2 separate regions of the Homo sapiens genome follow, and region 2 is linked to region 1. Evidence: read pairs that join two places in POLR2A ChIA-PET (ENCODE). Cell type or tissue: Panc1. All regions are shown on one strand. Links, peaks and the distances in the headings refer to the core of each region. The heading gives the core; the rest is flanking DNA. Region 1 overlaps TTLL5 (tubulin tyrosine ligase like 5). Region 2 overlaps TGFB3 (transforming growth factor beta 3).

What was found. Peaks named below come from ENCODE experiments on the same cell type or tissue, not always from the same donor. Only the 100,000 strongest peaks of a DNase experiment are listed, where the experiment ranks them.
Region 2: POLR2A ChIA-PET joins it to region 1 with 5 read pairs; 5 of 35 experiments call an interaction of 5 or more read pairs at or near these places.

Annotation. Positions count from the first base shown.
Region 1 is chr14:75,867,118-75,875,526 of GRCh38, reverse strand. The region is part of intron 29 of TTLL5 (tubulin tyrosine ligase like 5); the gene reads right to left. Among named protein-coding and RNA genes, the nearest start is that of TGFB3, 110 kb to the left of the region's middle. In Panc1, for the core only: no CTCF peak of the experiment used is centred there; a DNase peak (open chromatin) is centred at 7,435; H3K4me3 peaks cover 1,073 bases; H3K27ac peaks cover 4,328 bases.
Region 2 is chr14:75,961,002-75,969,266 of GRCh38, reverse strand. TGFB3 (transforming growth factor beta 3) reads left to right here. Exons shown (of 7, transcript NM_003239.5): 4 at 3,572-3,679; 5 at 5,780-5,951; 6 at 8,191-8,265. Among named protein-coding and RNA genes, the nearest start is that of TGFB3, 17 kb to the left of the region's middle. In Panc1, for the core only: no CTCF peak of the experiment used is centred there; no DNase peak of the experiment used is centred there.

The DNA of each region.
Region 1 (8,409 bases), core at 316-8,315:
CTCTGTTGCCAGGCTGGAGTGCAGTGGCACGATCTCGGCTCACTGCAACCTCCGACTCCAAGCAATTCTCCTGCCTCAGCCTCCCAAGTAGGTGGGATTACAGGCACGTGCCACCACACGCAGCTAATTTTTGTATTTTTTTTTTTTAGTAGAGATGGGGTTTCACCGTGTTGGCCAGGATGGTGTCGAACTCCTGACCTCGTGATCTGTCTGCCTCAGCCTCCCAAAATGCTGGGATTACAGGCGTGAGCCACTACGCCCAGCCCACAATAGATTTTTGAGTTAAAAAATATAGGCCGCGCGCAGTGGCTCACGCCTGTAATCCCAGCACTTTGGGAGGCTGAGGCAGGCGGATCAGGAGGTCAGGAGATCGAGACCATCCTGGCTAAAACGGTGAAACCCCATCTCTACTAAAAATACAAAAAATTAGCCAGGCGTTGTGGTGGGCACCTGTAGTCTCAGTTACTTGGGAGGATGAGGCAGGAGAATGGTGTGAACCCGGGAGGCGGAGCTTTCAGTGAGCCAAGATCACGCCACTGCACTCCAGCCTGGGTGACAGAGTGAGACTCCGTCTCAAAAAAAAAAAAAAAAAAGGCCCCCAGTGTCTTTTTTTTTCTCTGTGTCACAAACAGAAAAGCACCCCCAAAATCTTATAGTTCCATTTTGAAATACCATATGTACATGTGCACGCACACACACACACGCATATATACACACACACATTCAGGTTGTTACCAGTTTACTTTGCTTTTTAAGAATAGTGTTGTGATAAACATCATGTTATCTATACCTTTTCACATATGCTGGATCATTTCCTTAAAATAATTTCCTCAAAGTAGAATAGCCAGATCAGAAATCTCTTTATTCTTCTGCTTCAAAACTTTTTAACATATATTCCCAAATTGCTCTCAGGAAAGGTTGTACCAATTTGTATTTCATCAGTATGTCTGAAAGGATTAAATTTACTTATCATTCCTTTGATTACTTTGAGAAAGCAGCTTGCACCCGATGAAAAGCTAGCTCACAATTGATGCTAATGCTGTTTCTTGTCCTTTTTATGTTTGTAAGATATTTATGCCTTTGGACAAACATGTCAATAATCTACACAGATATTATTCTAAAGAATAACCATTTAGGCCAGGTGCGGTGGCTCACACTTGTAATCCCAGCACTTTGGGAGGCCGAGGCGGGTGGATCACAAAGTCAGGAAATCGAGACCATCCTGGCTAACATGTTGAAACCCCGCCTCTACTAAATAATACAAAAAATTAGCTGGGCATGGTGACGCATGCCTATAGTCTCAGCTACTCAGGAGGCTGAGGCAGGAGAACGGTGTGAACCTGGGAGGTGGAGGTTGCAGTGAGCCCAGATCGAGCCACTGCACCCCAGCCTGGGCAATAGAGTGAAACTCTGTCTCAAAAATAAATAAATAAATAAATAAATAAATAAAGAATAACCATTTAATCATGGTATTAATCATGCTTTTTATTCTTCTCATAGCTCTAATAATTATGAACAAATTAATTTGCATACCATATTTAATTGTTCAAGTAAGTAACTATTAGTTTTAAAAATGTGCTAATTAATACTTAATGAGCCTTGGGCTTCTCCTAAGACACTTTCTTTAATATCATTTTAATCAATTTCTGTTTCTGGCCCGGAAGGTTTAAGTAAAACCCCCAAGTTGACATCATAATGCCATGTATATTTACGGTTAAAAATTATACATAAGAGATATTTGTACATCCGTGTTCATTGATGTATTATTCACAATAGCCAAGATGTAAAAGGAACCTAAATGTCCATCAATGAATGAATGGAAAAAGAAAATGTGGTATGTAGTACCCAAAAAAACTAAAAAAAAAAAACTAAAAAAAGAGAAAACATGGTATGTATATGTGTATACACACACAATGAAATGTTATTCAGCCTTAAAAAAGAAGGGAATCCTGTCATACGCTACAACGTGGATGAATCTTGAAGACATTATGCTAAGTAAAAGAATCTAATGACAAAATCATTTCACTCAACATGAGGTAATGAAACTCACAGAAAGTAGAATGGTGATTGTCAGAGGCTGGATGGGAAAGAGGAAAACAGGGAGTTGTTCAATGAGTACGGTTTCAGTCATGCAATATAAAAAAGTTCTGGAGGGCCGGGCGTGGTGGCTCACACCTGTAATCCCAGCACTTTGGGAGGCCAAGGCAGGCGGATCACGAGGTCAGAAGATCGAGACCATCCTGGCTAACACGGTGAAACCCCGTCTCTATTAAAAATACAAAAAAATTAGCTGGGCGTGGTGGTGGGCACCTGTAGTCCCAGCTACTTGGGAGGCTGAGGCAGGAGAATGGCGTGAACCCGGGAGGCGGAGCTTGCAATGAGCCGAGATTGAGCCACTGCACTCCAGCCTGGGGGACAGAGCGAGACTCCGTCTCAAAAAAAAAAAAAAAAAGTTCTGGAGATCTGTGGTACAGTATGCATATAGTTAACAATACTGTGCTGTATACATAAAAATTGTTAAGAGGATACATTTACATGTTTTCTACCTAAATGATAAAAAAAAGGTGATACACAATTATAAGAGCAACTAACTTTTGACTTTTTTTTTTTTTTTGAGATGGAGTTTCACCCTTGTTGCCCAGGCTGGAGTGCAATGGCCACGATCTTGGCTCACTGCAACCTCCGCCTCCTGGGTTCAAGTGATTCTCCTACCTCAGCCTCCTGAGTAGCTGGGATTACAGGCATGCGCAACCACGCACAGCTAATTTTTTGTATTTTTAGTAGAGATGGGGTTTCTCCACGGTGGTCAGGCTGGTCTCGAACTCCCAATCTCAGGTGATTCATCCATCTCAGCCTCCCATAGTGCTGGGATTATGGGTGTGAGCCACCACACCCGGCCTTTTATTGACCTTTTATCATGGGTCAGGCATTGCTTTAAGTGCTTTATGTTATCTCATTTATCCCTCCCAACCATATGACCTGTGTCTCCTCATCATCACCATTTACAGAAGAAACCAAGGCACAAAAAATGTTAGGAAATTTGTTCATAATTGCAGAGGTACTGAGTAGTAAGCTGGGATTCAAACCCATGGAGTATGATTTAAGAACCTCACTATACTATGCTGCCTTTCTTATTTATGTTATGCTGATTCCCTTTTAAAGCAAACATATCTAAAGCAAATTTATTTAAATCATATCTCTTTTCTAAAGCAAACGTAGAAATGTGTCCAGTTTCCACCAGATGTATATAAAGACAAATTTCATTCACCTTGCTCCAAGATCATTCTCTTTCTTGAGAAGGAAAGGAAAGTTTGAAAAAAAATTATTGTCTGTAAGCAAATGTTTGTTACTTATTGTTAAAGTGAAAGTGTGAGTATGTATACAGATAACATCAAAGGATCAGCCATGACCCCAGATAGAAAGCTCAACTGGCTAAATAAAGATAGGTCTGCTTCATTTTCAATTGTGTGTTTTAACTTTTATTTGTTAGTACTTATAAGAAATTATTTGTATATCAGGGCCCCGTTCTCCTAACGTGTCTGTATCTTATGTGTCCTGATTACTAAAATGAAATAATTAGTCAAAGGCAATCTCTAAGTTTCCTTTACAACTTTGAGGTTATAAACATCTAACTTGTCTCTGTCTTCAAATGTATAATTTGTTTTGTTTGGCCCAGGATCTCACATGGTTGGTTTACTGTGCATATCTTATACAGACCTTACTGTCACATATTCATTAAGTATTTTTCCCCTGGCTGCCACCATCTCAGATGGATGGATTGAAGTCTTTCATCATCTCACACAAAGTTACTGCTGGGAGTCCCTCATATACCTACAGACAAACAAACAAACCACAGGCCACGGAGTGAGGGAAGAGAATAAAACTGGTCACCAGACAGCTGCAGCAACCAAGCTGAGTTCTGAATCTTAATTGGTTACACTGACCCTTTTTTTTTTTTTTTAAAGATTTGTGTATACGAGAGTATATAGCAGTGCAGCAGCAATAATGCTGGAATGCCTTATCTGACTGATAAGTATGTAAACTAAAAAGAAAACGAAGAGTCAATTCTGTCGTGGGGGAGGACGGTAGAGTGGAAAGGGGCTTTGGAAGTCCTCTGACCTGGTAAAAATATTATCTCCACAATCAGGCAGCTGTGTGATCTTGGCTAAGTTACCCAAACTCTTTGAACATTGATTTCCTCATCAGTGGAATGGAGATAAGACTACATCTGGTGCACAGGAAGCATTTACTGCGTGTTCATTTTCCTCTAAGATTCCAGAAGAATATTCCCCTAGGAGCAGCTTAGAAAGCAACATGATGATAACCAGGGTACTTATGCTACTATCAGTAATAAGTTAACACAATGAAAGAAAGTCTGTATTGTAATAATACACTAAGATCAGACTTATATGATATTGAAAAAGCAAGCATAGGCCGGGCGTGGTGGCTCACGCCTGTAATCCCAGCACTTTGGGAGGCCGAGGGTGGGCAGATCACAAGGTCAGGAGATCAAGACCATCCTGGCTAACACAGTGAAACCCTGTCTCTACTAAAAATACAAAAAATTAGCTGGGCGTGGTGGCGGGCGCCTGTAGTCCCAGCTACTTGGGAGGCTGAGGCAGGAGAATGGTGTGAACCTGGGAGGCGGAGCTTGCAGTGAGCCGAGATCGAGCCACTGCACTCCAGCTGGGCGACAGAGCAAGACTCCGTCTCAAAAAAAAAAAAAAAACCAAAGCAAGCATAATATGAATTAAGCAAACATGTCATCTGTGGTAGTCACATTTGTAGACACCTGTCAGGTTTCCTGGGAGTCTTCTGAAAAACACCTATCATAGAAATAAAATTAAAATAGCATTACCAGTAACAGTGTTGAAAGGACAAAATAATAATTACAGAAATCATTCCTGTATTATTAATAACACAGGAATTAGTAACAACCCATACAAGTGCTCCTACTATCCAAACCTCTAGAACAAACGTCAGGATACTGCATGTGTTGTTAGGTGCTAAACCCATTACTTAATAAAAGTACAAGGGAGGGTAAAGGATGGGCATTTCCAAGATTGTTACGCCCAAGAACACCTTATTAAGATATTTCTTTCATTAAGAATTGAGGAGAGGCCGGGCGTGGTGGCTCACGCCTGTAATCTCAGCTCTCAGGGAGGCAAGAGGTGGGAGGATAGCTTGAGCCCAGGAGTTCAAGACCTGCCTGGGCAATATAGCGAGACCCCGTTCTCCAGAAAAAGGAAAAAAAAAAAAAAAAGATTGAGGTAATTGGGATGACGTCTAGGCCTAAGTGCAGGAAAACTTTTCTTTTGAGATGGTGCTTATGAATAGTAGGAGACTGGTGAAGAGACCTGATAATAACTTTTCAAACATAGTTTCATCGGAGTCAGTAAGTACTTGTTGGCTGGGTATGGTGGCTCACGCCTGTAATCCCAGCACTTTTGGAGGCGAAGGTGGGTGGATCACAAGGTCAGGAGTTCAAGACCGTCCTCACCACTATGGTGAAAACCCCATCTCTACTAAAAATACAAAAATTAGCCTGGCGTGGTGGTGTGCGCCTGTAGTCCCAGCTACTCAGGAGGCTGAGGCAGGGGAATCGCTTGAACCCGGGAGGCAGACGTTGCAGTGAGCTGAGATTGCGCCACTGTACTCCAGACTGGTCAACAGAGTGAGACTCCATCGCAAAAAAAAAAAAAAAATACTTGTTGAATGTATACATTGCAAGTTAGAATTTATGTAATAGTACTTACAGTTGCTGTTTATTGAATGCCTTATTAGCAGCAGGAGGCAGCATATAGCATAATAGCCATGAGCTTGGATGCTGCAGGCTGACAGACCTGGGTTCAAATCCCAGTTCTACCATTTATTACTTATGTGACACAGAGAAAGTTATCTAACTGATACTATGCTTTTTCATCTGTGAAATGAGGCTAATAAGAGGGCAGCTGTAAAGATCCACTGAGATAATACAAAAAAATGGCCACTTTGGTGCTTGACATATGGTAATATCAATATCACATCCTGAGAACTACAATCATGATAATACACAGGTATATATCATCATCTTCAAATTAGAGATAAGGAAAATGAGGTTTTAAAAGTTTGAATAACCTGTCTTAAGTCACGGACTAGACAGGGCCAAGACTTAAGCTGTGGGTTATCTGACTCCAAAGCCTGTCTAGAGTGGCCTATTTCCAAAACAACCGAATGCAGTATTATTTCATGTATTTTCTATGTATTTTCATTAAATAAGAATAAAAGTTTGGCTTGGCAAAATCTACTAAATCAAGTGGTCCTAGGAAAATCAATAATAACTAAAAGCTAGACACTAAGTATGAGTTCCTGCTAAAAGTCAAGTGGGAAAATAAAATAGAACAAAAGAACCAACCAAACAAAAAAACAACGAAGCAATAGGTTATGACATTAAGTTCCGGAGTCAATATGCTCTGGAACTTAAACACACACACACACACACACACACACACACACACACACACACACACACACTCCTCCCCTCTCATGTCCCCAGTCCAACCTTCCTCTCTGATACGCCATTATAAAGATGTATCAAGACACCTCCTGCATGGCTAGACTGTTTGCCTGCTCTTTGTGCCACGCTGAGGAGCTAGCATGTTATTGCCAGCTGCTTGGAAAAAGACAGGGTGCCTGCTGAATTTCTCTTTCTTTCCCCTCCCCTCCTCCACAACACAAACACACAGCAGCTGAAGGCTTGGCGAAACAGAATTCATTCCTGCAGGAGGAGGCAGAATTTTTTTAGACACGTGCAATGAACTTTTAGGAGCAAAATAACAAGACATGGTTCGGTTTATATGGGAATCCTTTCCACACCTGTGGGATTGTGTATATACACACACAGCATTAGCAAAAAGCTTGTTACACACTGCACTCAAGATGTTACCAGCAAACTGAAAGACCTCTTGATGTGAACAATGAGCTGCTGCCAGTCCTGCCTGTTATAGGAACATTAGTTTCTGCTAGGATTATTGAATCCAGATTAGTTTGGTAAACTTGGACATGGTGGGAAGGGAAAAGTAAAGAACAGATGGGGCAGAAGGATGAGAGAAATTTAGGACGCACAGTTTTCTCCTACCTTGAGTTATTTACTAATGTTGAAAATTAAGTCTACTAAAAATTGAAGGGGTTTCGAAAGAGACCGGAACCAGTGAAGAATTAAGATGTATTTAAAATCTCTCCTTTCTCCCATGATTGTTAAAGGAAACTTCGGCAATTCTGTGTTGGCCATCAATATGTCCTTAATTTTTCTGCTTTTGGGGCTCTTTTTCACTGTGGATGAGGCAGAGAAGAGAGTGGGAGGGAAGGAAGCAGGGAGTGGGTTGGGAGCAGAAGTTTAACAAAGGATCACTTTAACAGAAACTACTGAGTAATCGCTCTGTCCTGCGCCAAGAATAACATCAGCTCAATGTCTGCAATTAGAATCAGGTCAGTCAGGCCTCACAGCCGGTGCAGCCCTCCTCACAGACCCCAGCATGGAGAGCTACTCATGCTGATGTCACCAGTAGTCACTGTTACCCAAGAAAGTCCCCGACTCAGCTGAAAGAAAAGTTTTCTTTTGCCTTCTCCTTCAGGGGCAGGAAGACAGCAGGAGAAGAAAGACAGAATTAGAAGACATGCATTGGGCTGTATCAATATATAACAGATTTGTTTGATCATTCCTAACTCTTGAGATTCAGTACTTCCCACAACCATCCTGAAATTTTTTTTTTGCTTTTTTTTTTTTTTTGGAGACAGTCTCAATCTGTCACTCAGGCTGCAGTGGAGGGGCATGATCTTGGCTCACTGCAACCTCCGCCTCCCGGGTTCAAGTGATTCTCCTACCTCAGCCTCCTGAGTAGCTGGGATTATAGGCATGCGCCACCACGCCCGGCTAATTTTTGTATTTTTAGTAGAGACGGGGTTTCACCATATTGGTCAGGCTGGTCTCGAACTCCTGACCTTGTGATCCACCTGCCTTGGCCTCCCAAAGTGCTGGGATTACAGGCATAAGCCACCACGCCCGGCCCTGAAATTCATTTTTAAATGAGTTAATGTGTATAGAGAACCCTGAATAGTGCTTGGAACACAGCAAGTGCTTAAGTGGTGGCTATTATTATTAAAACAAAAAGGGAGGATTCTGCCTATTCATTAGGTTATTCCAAACCTAATGAATCAGAAATGGGATGGAGGAACAATTGTTTTAACAAGCCCTTCAAATGGTTCTGTTACTCTAGTCTATGGGTCTGCACACTAGGACCTATAGGCCAAATCCAGCCCATTGCCTGTTTTTGTACATAAAGTTTTGTTGAAAGACCGCCACACTCATTCATTTACATATTGTTTATGGCTGTTTTCACTCTACCATGGCAGAGCTGAGTAGTTGCAACA
Region 2 (8,265 bases), core at 266-8,265, 94 kb before region 1:
ATCCACATATTGATGCCCAGAGTCCCTGAGGCAGGTGGATCCTTCTAAGTCCTTGGTGTTTTAGGCAACTAAGAGTTAAAGCTCAAAGGCAGAGCTTACAAACTATTTGGCCTGCACATTGTTTTCGATTTGACTAGTCATCAACAGTTTTGGGTGTTTTAAGTCAGGAGATTTCACATAAAACCTGGACTTCTTGCTGTTTTTGAAAAATCGAAAGATTTCCTGATAACCATCCGTCAGAGATGAGTACCGGCCACCCCTTGAGATGGGGTATGCATCCTCAGTCCCCGCAGCCCCCACCATTCCCTATTGTTCCCCAAGAGTGAGGCTGGCAGTTCCTGTTTAGCATCATGTGCTGGCTCGATTTTCTCACTTACGTGACCTGCCTGGGCTCGGTAGCCATCGAGTTTGCATTGCTTGATGCCACGGAGCCCAGGCAAGTCACATAAATGAGAAAATTCCCCATCCAAGGGGAATTATCCAGTGGCTGAGTTGGCAGATGGTGGGCTGAAGATCCTGCCCCAGTCCCAAGGGTACCCAGGAATTTCATCCTGTCCCTCCTACTGAGCATGAAGGCAAGAGCCTAGGAGAACCCACGTGGATCTGCCGACAGCAGCTCTGTTGGGAATTCTGACTCAGACGGCTACAGAAAGGAGGGGCTGGGGAAATTAATCTCTTAACTTCCCTGTCTGATTTTGATCAGCTCCACCTGGATTTCTTTGAAGCCCTGGGCACTTGAAGGAGTTCTTATTTTCACAGCTGCAGAACTCAATGAGAAGTTTGCATTGAGAATGATTTCCATCCTCCTGAGACATCAAAAAGATAATTTCGTAATAAAACCTATGGGTCCCCCACCCACCACCCCCACAGCTGCCAATTCTGAGGTTAGTTCTTCATTGGAACCTTCAGTTCACACTTAGGCAGATACTGCCCACCTTTCCCACAGGGGAATCATCACACAGGTTTGTACTTACAGAGAGCCCATGAGTCTCTTCAGAGTTCATGGCTTCAAACCAGGCAACAAAGGACTCCAAATTGGAGCAGTTGGCGGTGTAGATTGATGAGAAAACTGAGTCACACATGTGGTCTTGGATTCATTCAGCAAACATCTGAGAGCCCTTGTGCACCAGGTACCCAGGCTGCATTCTGGGTCGCAGAGTGGGTTGGAGTCCACAAGGGCCGCTGGGGACCCAGGTCTCATACCCTTGTGCTATTGCTCATATAGTCTGCAGCACCTAGCTAGGCAGGGCCAGGCCTCCCCTAGTAGGCTGGGGAGGGAGCCTCTCAGCATCATGGCTCAGGAAAGGTGGGACACTGGGAAACAACCATCTTGCATGTTGGTGAATGTGTGGGCATCTTCCTTGGTGGTCTCTGTTGCCCCCTCTTTACCCCTCCTTGTCTCTAACAAGAGTTTGGGATCTGGCATCAAGCTGTCAGTGCTTGAATCCTGGCACTACTATCCACTGGTTGGATATCTTGGGCAAGCTGTTTAATCTCCCTAAGCCTCAGTGTTCTTATCTGTACAATGGGGGATAATAGTTCTTGCTCTATGGGATTATTATAGAGATAGAATAAGTTAGTGATTGTTGTCATCATCTCTAAGTCCTCTATCTGGATACAGCCTGTTGGCCAAGCCAGGCCACCCTCTTGTGCTTACATCCTGGACCCTCACTCTCCCCAACACAGCTGTCTGCACCTTGACTTTCTAACTCACAGAATCATGGAACTCACTCACTCCAGGTCTCTTCCAGCCTGCCTTGAACCAGCTTGACCAGGAGGTACACTGTGTTGTTAGGTAGCCCATTTCAGCTACTTTGGCTCCTCCTTCCAGCTGCCTTAACCCAGGGAGAGGGCAATCCTCATACCTCCCTCTCCATTCACTTCTCCTCCAGCTGGGTCTCAGCTGCCTTGTTTTATTGGTCTGCCTTCCCTCACTGAGCGAACCTGCTGGAACAGAGATCTTCAAGCTCAGCAGGCGCAGTGTGCCTCAGAGGTTGCCCTGACTTAGGGTAGAGCAGATCTGGTTAGGCTCTGGAGTTTATGGAAGAAAGGAGCTGGGTTTTAACCAGTAGGACTGGGATGTCCAAGCCAACCTAATGTTGATGGGAATCTCCAGTCTTGTAGGCTTGTATCCTTCTGTCTATGAGAAGGTTGCTGGGCCAGGTTGGACTTTTTGGGGTTTGCCCTGATGGCACAATTTCAGGAAGACTCCAGGTTGTCTCCAAGGCCAGATGCTCACACACATGGTGTGTGGCCTCAGGGAGCAGCAAATCAATCAACTCATCGAGAGGCTGACCCTGAATCCAGAGAGGTCCATCCCCCATGACCTCTCCTACACCTGGCCACAACTGGCTGCTATCCCAGGATCAACAGAGCTTCCCAAATTAAGTCTTACCCACCAGAATTGACATGATACCAGATCCTACCTGGTTTTCTGTGTAAAACTACTTGTCTCAGTGCAGACTTTTCATTTTCTTTCTTTTTCCTTCACTTCACTCAACCTCATTTACTGAGTTCCTGCTTCCTTGATTTTGGTTGCCAAAACATGTGATCCCACAACTACTAGGCGAATGGGCTGGAGTTGCCCTTCACGCACCAGAATGTCAGGCACCAAACCCTGGCACCTCCAGGCTTCATCATGCTCACTGTCTCCGTGCTCAAGTCATCTGGACCCTCAGCCATAGTTCTCTATCATCTCCTCTGTGCTGTTTTCTAAGTTCACAACTGTCTTCCCAAGCTGTTCATCTTGGTGAGCAATCCACATTCCAACTTCCCATCATGGTGAACAAGGATTCCCAAAGAAGAAATGTCCAAGTAATTTTTACCTCGTTGTGTCCTTGTTCCTTAGGAAAAATATGGCCCAGTGTAACCGTGATCTTCATCTTATCTCTTCTAGAATCTGCCACTTTGTCTAGGCCCACAGTCATGGCCCTGGTAGAAATGCTTGCATCTTCCACTGAGACGGATTCTGCTTCCTGTTTGCAAGTGACCTTGCCTCTAGCATTGGTTCCTGACTTGAATCTTTTTGCCAGCATTACATCCTGTGGCTTTTTGAATTTGTGGCCTTTTGAATCACAGTCTCTGTGCTCGGAGACTCTTTAGTTACTCCCTGTCCGTAGTCTCTTCCAGTCCCTCTGCCTCTTGCCCTGATCCTTCTGCAGTAGATTGGCTCAACGATCCCCTCTCCCAAAAACCATGTAGATGGCATGAGTTTTTGCTTTCCTTACTGTATCTGTGTACTTTTGCCTCCAAGTAGGTAGGTGACAATTTTCTCTTAATACCATCCTTTCAAAGGGAATGATTATTCCACTTCTGTTTCATGATGGCCACTAGTGTATGCCCCCATTTGGTGATTCATAATACAACAGGAATACCTGGAATGTGGCAACGTGCGCTTGAAGGTCCACTCTGAGCTCTGGAGGCACTTTCTGTCTCCTGTGACCCTCAATAGAACTCAGTTCCTATGAGTCCCTATAGGAGCAGAGGCCCTGGCTCACCCTTGCATGGGTGGTGGGCACACTTCCCCATCACACAGAGGTGCTTTTCTCACTAATTCTGTCTTATTTTGCAGAGTCCAACTTAGGTCTAGAAATCAGCATTCACTGTCCATGTCACACCTTTCAGCCCAATGGAGATATCCTGGAAAACATTCACGAGGTGATGGAAATCAAATTCAAAGGTAACAAAATGAATGTGTATGGTAGGATGGGTGAGTGGGGGGGAAGTTAATGGGACAGGATAGTGCAGGAGACCCTTACCAGACCTCAAGAAAAGAAACCAAGCTCCTTCAGAGAGATAGCCGACTATTTTGTACTTGAGTAATTCTGCTTTGCCCCAAAAGCAATGAGTGTAACTTTCAGTTTATAGCTTAGAGAATGCATTAGCCTCTGGAAGACAACACGTACTGGTAAGTGGTGAAACTGTGTAGGCAAGCCATCTAGCCTCTGGTCCTAGTGAAATGGGATGAGAGTTCCTCTTTCACAGTGTTGTCAGGCAATTAAATGAGATAATGAATAAGGAACACAGTGCCAGAAATGCTCAACAGATAGGACTTGTCTTCCTCCTCCCTAAAAGAAATTAAGTTTGGCTGTCCTGAACATGAGTGCCCAGACAACTGAGCTTTCCAGATGTGCAGGGCCTACCTGACCTTGCCCAGGGGTCCTCTGGGTTTGGATGATTGCTTCGAGCCTCAGGGTGTTTGTCCCCGGGGTGTTTGGGTAGAGATGGCGAAGTCGTTGAGAGTCATTTCTGGTTTTCCATTATGTTTGCAAGGAACTCAGCCTTGATGATCTCTGGAGTTCAGGGAAGTTCTCTTTTCCTTTCATATTCCCATTTTGGGTAACTGCGGAACGCCTGAGGTCAGAGGCTTGTCTGGGAAAAGGTGCAGGCCTCTTTTGGCTCAGCGCTGGACAGTGATCTTACCCCACATGGGCTCTATTTTACAGCCTTTTCTTAAAGCCAAAGATTTGACACTGTAACCACAGAACCTTAGAGCCCAGAGGACCTTTGGAGTCCTTACCTACAGGCCAGCTTAGGATGAAACCTTCCCATTTCAGTGAATACTTATCTTGTTCATAAAGATTTTCAGAAAAAGGGATTTGTGATCCAGGTCTCTCATTTATCTTACAGATCTGGTGCCCCTTCCTGAGACCCGAGCCACTCCTGTAGCTATGTAAATTAATTCCTCATGTTCCTGTCCTCAGTGAGGATGGACAACAGTTGGCAGCTGTCCTTCGCAAAATCGATCTCCATTTAGTTGAGACTCTTTCTAAGTCAGTCTCCAGTCTTTTCCTTTTTTTTCAGATGAAACGGGTTGATGAATTTAGATTTTCTTTCCAGAGCTTATTTGCTATTTATCATATGCTTCATTATCTCATCTGAATTTTATAGTGAAAACACTTCAAAGACTCTAAGTGCAATGTGAATGTTAACAATTATACAGTCTTGTTTCTTTGGCTCCCATTCAGGCTATCTTAAGTTGTGACACCTTAAATTTTTGGTAGGACTTCTGCGTTATCTTGGTCCATTCACATTTTAAGAGGAAACTCACACCCCAAGATTCTAAGTCTAGAATCTAAAGTGACAATCCAGGGCTGGGTGCAGTGGCTCACACCTGTAATCTTAGCACTCTGGGAGGCCGAGGTGGGCGGATCACTTGAGGTCAGGAGTTCGAGACCAGCCTGGCCAACATGGTGAAACCCTGTCTCTACTAAAAATACAAAAATAGCTGGGCATGGTGGCATGCACCTGTAATCCCAGCTACTTGGGAGGCTGAGGCAGGAGAATCTCTTGAACCCCGGAGGCAGAGGTTGCAGTGAGCCAAGATGGGGCCACTGCACTCCAGCCTGGCCAACAGAGCGAGACTCTGTCTCAAAACAAACAAACAAACAAATAAACAAGCCGACAACCCGGAGATATGTGTTAGGTACCCACTTAGTAACAGGGATGCTTCATAGGTCCATGAAGATTCCTAGGAATCTCAGCAAGGGCTTTCTGCCCCTTGGAAGATTTCTATACAAGGGTATGGGGATCTGAACACGGGGCATCTTTCAGTGGGCATCCTTACAATAATAATGAGTTCTTTTGATACTGGCTTCTCCATCTGCTCTTCCCCTTTCTGCACCTGGACATCAGAATTAAGCTGCACTTGTCCCCCACACCTCCCTCGCAGACTGCACTGCCCCTCCTCCTGGGCAGTGATGGGGCGTGTGGAGGAGGCAGCCTCCAAGGGCTCTGCTCTCTTCAGACAGGAGATTGTCACTTTCCTTCCCTTCTTCAGGCGTGGACAATGAGGATGACCATGGCCGTGGAGATCTGGGGCGCCTCAAGAAGCAGAAGGATCACCACAACCCTCATCTAATCCTCATGATGATTCCCCCACACCGGCTCGACAACCCGGGCCAGGGGGGTCAGAGGAAGAAGCGGGCTTTGGACACCAATTACTGCTTCCGGTGAGACTGGGCCCACATGGGAACCAACATCTACTGCCTGCCTACTGCCCAATGGCTAGGTCAGGCCCCAGAGCCAAGCCACACTCAACAGAGGGTCCCTGATGCTATTCACAAACATCTCCAGGAAGAAGACTGAAAATCTCTCACAGAGATTTTCTCTGTGAAATCTCTTTCTGTTTTCCTGGGAGTCCCACTGTTTTTCCATAGGCTAACTCTGGAAGGAGCTGGCTGAAGTAAATGAGGAAAACTCTGTGAGGAGGAGTGTTGCTAAAATAGTTTGGATTGGAGAGGCTTGGTCAAAGCCTCTCCATGATTTCCATGTTTTAAGCACTTGTAGAGTGTATGTGTGAGATTAATGTAGGAGTTTCCATTAAAGAAGTGCTCAGTTAGTTCCCTATGAAGGGTCCAAGGATGCTACTGGATGGAGGCAAATAGAATGGTCTCCATTTGAACGGAAAGTTGGAGCTAGAGAAATTAACAAATGAATTCAGAAATTACTGGGTAGCCACAATAGAGAGATAGAAAAGACCCAGCTTCTCTTACTCAGGAGCAGTTTCACTGCTCATTTATAAAGGGAGGATAAAGTATGCATGCCAACTACTAAAAGGGAGAAGATGATCACGCCCATGAGAGGGTCCGAAGGATTAAGTGCTTTAACTGGGAGCAATGAGTTCACCTATGGACACAGGAAAGGCTTCAGAAGGGTGTGGAATTTGAGCAGAGGCTTCAAGGATGAGGTTTGGGGATGAAGGGATCCAGGAGGGGAAGCACTGCAGGTAAAGGAAGGAGCATGAGTGAGTGAGTCCATCTGGCCTCAGAGGATGCCGAAATGAAGCTGGGGAGAACGAATTGGGAAATATTTAGATCTGGAAACCATGTCTTATGAGGATGGTTGGGCTTGGGAAACTAGGGATGTTCAGTTGGGGGAACAGCTCAACAGCAAGGTATAGGAGAGGCAAGGTAGTTGCCACAAAGGCTGGCATGTAGATTTATTTATTCCATCAGTTAGGAACAAATCAGTTAGGAACGAATCAGTTATCAGTTAGGAACGAATCAGTTAGGAACGAATGATCTTGGCCAGTGACTTTAATCATAGTGATTTCTTGTTCACAAGAGGCCTGTAGCAGCAGGGTTAGGGTGGGCTGGCTGCTTAATGATGCCACCGAAGACTCAGGCTTTCTCTCTTTCCAGTCTGCCATGCTTAGTATGTTGGCTTTTCATCCTTTTCCTTATGGTCACAAGTGATTGCTAGGGCTTCAGGCACCTTGTCCACATTTAAGACAAGAAGGAATGAGGGAAGGGGAAGAGCCAGAAGCTTTCTTCTTCCATCTGTCACTTTTATAAATAATCGAATATCTTTGCCAGAACTTGCCCTTACCCCCTGCATACTTCTCCTTGTCTGATGGGTCATTACTGGGTCACATGACCACCGCTACTCTCAAGGGAGGACAGGAAAAGGAGCATCTGGTGTTTTCGACTCTGTAATGGGATGTCACAAGGGAGAAGGGAGTTAGGAATGGTTATTGAATAGATAACCAATGGTGTCTGCCATGGTTCACCCTTGGAACCCACAAGAAGCCAGATTTTGGCTAATAGCTGCCTTTGGAAGTAGCAAGTTCTAAGTCTCAGCAGATATTAAAGCAGAGGCTAGCTGTCCACTTGGCAAGCGGTATTATTGCCAAATGATCTCTGTAGGCAACAGAATTGAAGGGGCCTGATAATCACATTTGGGTGATCTGTTGAACCACGGTTCTAATAGAAGGATATGCCTTATTTGGCTAAATGGCCTTTGGATTGAGTCTCAGCAGTCACCTACTATAGTAGTCAAGCTGCATAAACTTAGAATTGATTTCTGTCTGGGTGCACATTAGGAGGGTAAAAATAAAACCAACCTCAACAAAGCTGAGTTGGCTAATAACATTCAGTGCTTGGTTTTATGTGGAGCGCTTCATAGCACTGCTTTGTATTGTGATAGAAAAGGGTGCAGGGCCACCTTTGCCTCTTTACTCTTCCTCATGCAGCATTTATCTCTGTTTCTTACATCCTTGGGATCCTGGTCTTTAACACATGAATGTGCCTTTCTGGTTTCTTCTGCCCCATGCCCTTGAACCTGGGATTCCATTGATCAGAGCCACCTATGATGGCATGAAAGGACTCCAAGGGAGAATATGAGAGCATTCATGAAGTTTCTTTTATTGGTGGTTTTAAGTTGATTTTCTATAAATGTTTTTTGTTGTAGCAACTTGGAGGAGAACTGCTGTGTGCGCCCCCTCTACATTGACTTCCGACAGGATCTGGGCTGGAAGTGGGTCCA